Regions from separate parts of the Homo sapiens genome. Here region 1 is linked to region 2. The links are chromatin contacts, found by Hi-C or POLR2A ChIA-PET in ENCODE. All regions are on one chromosome and are shown on one strand. Each heading gives the region's core, a stretch centred on a gene start or an enhancer-like site at or near the end of the contact. The rest is flanking DNA. Distances are from core to core; before and after follow the strand shown. Region 1 overlaps LINC02542 (long intergenic non-protein coding RNA 2542). Region 2 overlaps LINC02542 (long intergenic non-protein coding RNA 2542).

The links. Hi-C counts contacts between places; a loop is a spot of excess contacts on that map. ChIA-PET counts read pairs that join two places held with the same protein, here RNA polymerase II (POLR2A). Pooled maps may share reads with other maps.
Region 1: a map of cardiac septum shows a loop between it and region 2 (3-fold over the local background). The contact joins two enhancer-like sites. A Hi-C loop is called at or near these places in 6 of 168 maps with a recorded cell type or tissue (Right ventricle myocardium inferior, cardiac septum, gastrocnemius medialis and 3 more), 1 of 37 single-sample maps with no recorded cell type and 6 of 50 pooled maps. POLR2A ChIA-PET finds 5 or more read pairs at or near these places in 1 of 52 experiments (WTC11).

The regions. Positions count from the first base shown.
Region 1 is chr6:82,012,370-82,015,728 of GRCh38, forward strand. The region is part of intron 3 of LINC02542 (long intergenic non-protein coding RNA 2542); the gene reads right to left. Among named protein-coding and RNA genes, the nearest start is that of LINC02542, 88 kb to the right of the region's middle. Within about 2 kb of position 1,727, at least 5 of the 41 ENCODE cell types and tissues checked have a DNase peak (open chromatin) inside an H3K27ac peak, as active enhancers do.
Region 2 is chr6:81,893,788-81,896,995 of GRCh38, forward strand. All of the region lies in intron 3 of LINC02542 (long intergenic non-protein coding RNA 2542), which reads right to left. Among named protein-coding and RNA genes, the nearest start is that of LINC01526, 81 kb to the left of the region's middle. Within about 2 kb of position 1,309, at least 13 of the 41 ENCODE cell types and tissues checked have a DNase peak (open chromatin) inside an H3K27ac peak, as active enhancers do.

The DNA.
Region 1 (3,359 bases), core at 477-2,976, 120 kb after region 2:
AAGTAAACAGAAAAGATGCAGTCTCTACTTGATAAAATTGCCACATACTATGTTTTATGGGAAAGGGGAAAAAAGCCCTTTAAGTTGACAGAATGCATACCAAGGTAATACAGGAAAACATTTGAAAAATAGGATTTTCATAATGTTTTACAAAAGGAGAGTTAACACTGAAAATTGTGCAAGCTCTCTTCTTTTGAAATATGAGGTAGAACAATTTTTCTTTTCATTTGAATAGTCTCTAGGACTATTTAACACCATATCATGTTTTCAAACAGCTATTCAGGCAATTGAGGCCTCTACAGAAGTAATTCAGGTTAAATGAGGTCATAAGTGTGGAGCCCTGTTCCAATAGGATTAGTGTCCTTATAAGAGACACCAAGGAGCTCTCTCCCTCTTCACAAGCTCACAAAGAGGTTCTGTGAGTACACAGCCAGAAAGCAGCCACTAAGAGAAGAGGCCTCAGGATAAAACCTACTTTGCCAACATCTTGATCCTGGGCTCCTGAGACTCTCAAAACGTTAGGAATAAAATCTGTTGTTTAAGCCACCCAGGCTGTGGTATTTTGTTATGATAGTTTTAGCAGACCAAAACAGGGCTGTTCACATCTCCACTTACCCATTCATAGTTTCTCTCCAAGGTTGTATTTCCTAGATAACTAGATAAAGAGGATTCCATCACCACACTGGTTCTAATTCTAAATGTTTATCCTACAAATATGATCTTATTTTTATAATCTTATAAAGTTATAGACCCATTATCTGTAAGAAAACTATATACATGTTGCAGAAAAAGGATCAAATACCAAAGAGTCATTTCAGCAAGTAACTAACCTGCCATGTAATCCAACTTTGCCAGCATATGAGAAAGCAGGTTTAATTTGGGAGTAGAGGAATAGAGCCACTAGGAAGGACTGGATCAGGGCCTCTACCAGACACTGTGAAGAATCTTTGTGTGAATTGAAAAAGGCAATCCTTCCTTGAGTTAAAAAAAAAAAGGATAATTTATTATTATACAACCAGACCCAGGGTACATGGTCATTCTGGTGTGGGGAAAATAGGAATGTAGGCAGCCACCCCACTTGGCATCATTAGGTAATCCCAGCCAACAGGGATGATGAGTGGTTATCTCATGTCATTATTTCTCTTGGTCAAAATTAGTCTCATTTTGGGTTCATCATATTGAATGATGATTCTAAAAGGCTCTGTGGAAAGAGAATCTCCTCTACTGCTCATGGAGAATACTATTCATCCTTTCTAGTTACTCCATGCCAAATCAATTCTGGTTCAAGACCAAAGCTAATATTAGAAGAAAAAAAGTTTTCAAGTGTTTGTTTATTTTAAAAGAACAAAATCTACTCTAGGGAATAGTGGAAAGTGTAATCCTTCTTCCCACAGGGGTGTGGTAGGGGGTGTTATGTGAGGCCAGGCCTAAGAGAAAAGACAAGGAAAGGTTGTTTTTTTTCCCTCATTTTCAGACTAGCCATCTGTGACTTAAAAATAAAAAGAAGGAAAGAAAAAGTCTTGGAGAATCTTGGCTTCCCCTTTGCCAATATATTTGAGAGTTCACTTTCTGTTCAGAATGTGAAAGGGACATAATTATTTCCACATCTGACTAATATGCACTTATTTGTGAAGGGCCATAATCCCGTAACCCATCTGGATCAGGGTCTTGGTTGTATTGAAAGTCAAAAAATGAGGGCTGTTTTCATCCTGGCTCCTCTTCTGACTGAGTCACCATGTCCTTGGGCAAGTTATTTCCTCTCTGTGTACCCGCTTTTAAAAACAGAGAGATAATAGTGTTCCTGACCTCCTTACCTCACTGGGATGTTGTCAGCATTAACAAGCAATAGACTCATATTTTTAGAGTAGACAGAAAGAAAATTGCTTAAATTTTAAAATATTATTTTTTTCTTCCCATAGATCTATTTTGTTCATCTTAAAGTTCCAAAATGGATCACAGGGGACAAATCTTTGGAGTCTTTCCAGTTTTCTTAAGAAAAATATGAAGACCAATGACATTAATTTATTTTGGGGGAGTTTTTACAGACAGTAAGTTACCAAACAAATAAAAATCATGGGATGAACTATTAAGAAAAAATAATCACAGTGTAGTAAAAATAGCACTGAATTGAGAGTTGAGAAAAAAAATCTCGGTTCTAGGTTTTGATTACTAACTTATTTAAGTCAAGTTATACTTCTCTAAGCCTCAGTTTACAGATTCAAAAAATGAGAGCCTATGATAATAATAGTTATCAGGTCTAGGGTACTGAATTTAACAAGATTCAAATAATATATGTAAATACTCGTTACAATTATAAAACACTGTGCAAATACTAGATTTTGTTGCTACTGTGAGCATACCAGCCCATCTCTGTGGTTACCACAGCATCACCTCATTGCTTCAAGGACAGTGGTTACACCAATTTACTTGGACATGAAAAGAGTGTCCAGCATGTTCCACATAATTAGAGCTCCTACCCAGCCATTTTTCACTTTGACGGGGAAAAAAAGGAAGGGAAGGGCTGTGTTCCATGTTTAGGACACCCTTTGATTCAGATATAAAATGAGAGCTTTGAGGCTGAGGTGATGGGTCTGTGCTGACTCAGGAAATGAACTGTCTTCTTCCAAGGAGCCTTAAGTTCTACCCATTTCAGGGTGTGTCAGCAGAGACACAGAAAGTCAATATTCCATACAGTAAGGTTTGAAGCACTGCTGATCTACTCAAGGACTGAAGGAAAGGACGGTGGAAGAAGGCTTCCAATATTTTCCAACATTGGATGGCAAGAAAGCAGCTTTGCTAGATGACAGCTACAGTCCCCTCCAACCCTGCAGCTCAATCAGTCTATGAATCAGCAAACCATAAAAATAATTAAGGAAGTACACATAGTCTCCTTGACTCCTTTGTCCTTTTTTTGGTGACACAGCCATTCTGAGTCAGTTCAGAAATAACCTGGGTTTTCAGTTTACCAGAGTCTGTCAACCTTTCTCGGCCACTCCAAGCCATCCTTATAATACTTTGTTCTTTACAGACCACCCCTCTCAATTCTGCCCTTAATGATCTTCTTATATCATTGTATATTTTTCTATCAGGATCTGCCTTAACAACCAGATTGTAAAGTCTTTGGGTGCACAAAGGCATCACACTTCTGGCTTTTCATGGCACTTTGTAATCTTAATTCTCTGAGGTTCATACTTGTTGATGAAATCAATCATTCCAGGGTCACTCTTTGTGTGTTTTTGCCTTTGTTTCACTGGTCCTTGAACATCATGCCCCACGTCACAGCATTTCCTTCTGATGCTTTGTTCTGAATTTCCATTCCTGTTTACGCTGCCACTCCAGAAAACTTAAGTACCATCCAA
Region 2 (3,208 bases), core at 59-2,558:
GCAGGTTAGTGATGGGATTGGAGACAGCAGAGGTCCTGTTGGTAAATTCACCAAAGTTCATAGAGCAGGAAGGCCTTAGGAAAGCTCTCATCTCTTCACAGCATATTAAGTGATACCTAAGATATAAGTAAGCTGTATGTTTGTGGCTGTGAAGTTTTGAAGACTATTGTATTCAGCATAATGGAAAGAACTTTCTATAATTTCTTAGAAAAACAAAGGCAAGGAAACAATTCCTGAACAAACTAACAAAAAGAAACAAGTTTACTGTGTGAAGTCTCAGATAAGAATGAATCTCCATCAGTGGATTCTGGGTGAATTTAAACTTCCAAGTTTCCAACATACAGGAATAAAATATTTAGAAGACAGAAAAAGTTATAACTGTAAAATGGAGTAGTGATAAGTACCTCACAAACATGAAAGAATTATAATCTCTATTTTCTGTCTTTTTAAAGAAAGTGTGCATATGCCTCTATCTTGTATAATTAAAATCTCTATTTTCTGTCTTTTTAAAGAAAGTGTGCATATGCCTCTACCTTGTATAATTAATGTAATGATATGAAAAGCTACCACTTCTAACTTCTCGTAGTTGACAAGATGAGGAGGCATCCAGAGGGCTGGAAAAAGCTCATGGTTACCTCACAGATTCTGGGAACAGAGCTCTCTAATCTGTATGACTTCACACACATTGGACTTGAGTCTGAAGAGAAGCCCAAGATAATTTCACAAGAGATGAAATTTCGAATTTTTTTCAGAAGGGAAAGTAAAACATCATCCATGTCTGGCAAGAATGCTGAGGCAGATACAGCATGTGTTTATGAACACGGGAATGATGACTTACGCATGTTTGGAGAAAGAAGAAGTATATTTATTTTTCTTTGCAATCATCTCTATGTATTTTTGAGGTACAGGAACACACATTTGAGAGCCCTGACACAGAAGGGCAGAAAAAAAAGGAAAAAAAGAAAAGAAAAAAGAAAGACAAGACAAGACATCAAAAGGAAAGCAAAACTATACCATGTTGTCCTTGGAGGTGTAAGATGAGAGAATCTGAATGTGAAGAGACCAGTGGACTGAGTTACCCACTGGGAGACATGGGCTTTGCACTCTGTCTGGTTTAGTCATTCTAACTAGTACTGAGGCAGACAGAACTGGAGAGGAAAGACGGCAGGCCTTATATTCATAAACCCACTCTGGGAAGACAGCTGCAAAGGCTGCTGGTTCATCAGAGGACACAGTAAGAGCAGGTTTGGCAGAAGTGGCATTTGTGCTGCTGACAGTTCTGCTGTGCTCTGTGCTTTGCAAGGCTCCGAGGGACGCAGGACAAAAGGGCATTGATGATCTCTTGGCATAGTGTGAATGACAGAAAGTTGCGTGTGGGGCCAACAGGCGGATAGAATGAATGGCATCATTTAGAGCCAGAAGTCAAGCAGAAGGGATAGGGCGGGAACATTTTCATTTCTGTGTTCCATCCACACAGTCCCTAGAATTGTTCCCAACACACTTGGGAACTCGGTCAATATTAATTAGGAAGAAGGCAGAAACATACTTAGAAGCATGAAGTATCATTGAAAAAGACTGAATGTAGGCAGCAAGAGATGGAAAAAAACTTGACAAGGTATACTTACTTTGAAAGTTGGGGTCAAATCCTTAAGCTTTCAACTCATTTGCAAAGCAGAAGCTGAGATTCTTGAATAAATTCTCTGTTTTAAAACCTTAAACAGACAGGATTGAGTCAGTGGCTTCAGCAAGTAACATATTTTCTTTGCTTGTTTGTTTTCTAAAGGAAGAAAAGATAAGGTCCCGAACTTCAGACATTGCTGAAATTCTGTTATTAGTGAATCAGGGGCTTGAAAGGCAAGAAGCTCATTAGTGGCTTCTGTGGAGAAGTCTGGGGCACTCCATGCTAGAAGGAAATGGAAAAGCTGCCAGTTAACAGCAGGAACATCTAAATCATCACACTTAGGAGGAGAACTGGAAAAACAAGACAGTATTTTACCCTCCACAGAAAAATAATAGGGAAAGAAAGCCTTCATTGAGTATATATACGAAATGTCTTAAGTCAGGCTGCTAAATAAACAGCTGCTGTTGATGAAGGCAAGAAGATAAACAGGCATTCTTAATGGCCAGAAGGTTAGAGAGCATCAGCTGTGGGGTAGAGGGCACTTGCCATTCCTGATCACCAAGTCAAACATACCTCAGGCAATACTGACTCAGAAACCAGCATCTGGTTGCCCCTCATTCTGTGGCAAATACTAGGTTCAGTCTATTACAATATCTCATAGCTTGGTGGCCTGGGTCATATCAACCAACCAACTAATATTTTTAAACATTGACCATATGCAAAATACTATGCTCATCACTGCCGGGAGTGTCACGGGGGGGGTGGGGTGGGCGTGGGGCGGGAAGGGGATCACTGATTCATCTTTCCTTTTTTTTTTTTTTTGAGATGGAGTCTCACTCTCTCACTCAGGCTGGAGTGCACTGGCATGATCTCAGCCTCACTGCAACCTCTGCCTCCTGGGTTCAAGCAATTCTCTGCCTCAGCCTCCCAAGTAGCTGGGATTACAGGAGCCTGCCACCACACGAGGCTAATTTTTGTATTTTTAGTAGAGACAGGGTTTCACCACCTTGGCCAGACTGGTCTTGAACTCCAAACCTCATGATCCACCTGCCTCAGCCTCCCAAAGTGCTGGGACCACAGGCGTGAGCCACTGCGCCTGGCCGCATCCTTCCTTTTAAAGCATGTCCCATGTACTTGCAGAAACAGGATCTAAACACAAAAAAGCATACAAGCATTGTGGTTCCCAGAATAGCATCGAATGGCCAAATGATAATAAATATTCCAGGGGTTGAAAGGAGGGCAAGATTGCCAGGATATGAGGTGTTTAATTGAACTGTTCAGAGACCAAAGTACATTTAGGCTGAAAGATTGTCAAGAAAGAAATGCAGTCCAAAGCTTTTCAAAAATGAGAAAATTGAAGGTACCTGAGAAATGTCCATGGTATTACAGTGACTAATAGTTCCTCAGAGGAACTTAGTATTTGAATCACAGTTGCACCATGTATTTCTGGAAAGTTATTTAACCTCTCTGCACTCAGCTCATGAATAAAAGAGGAATAATGATAATAATCCGCACAAACTATTGTGAGAATTGAATCCAATCATTAGCCAACCATGACGTTCTCTCCCTCAGATCCAGACTGAGCCT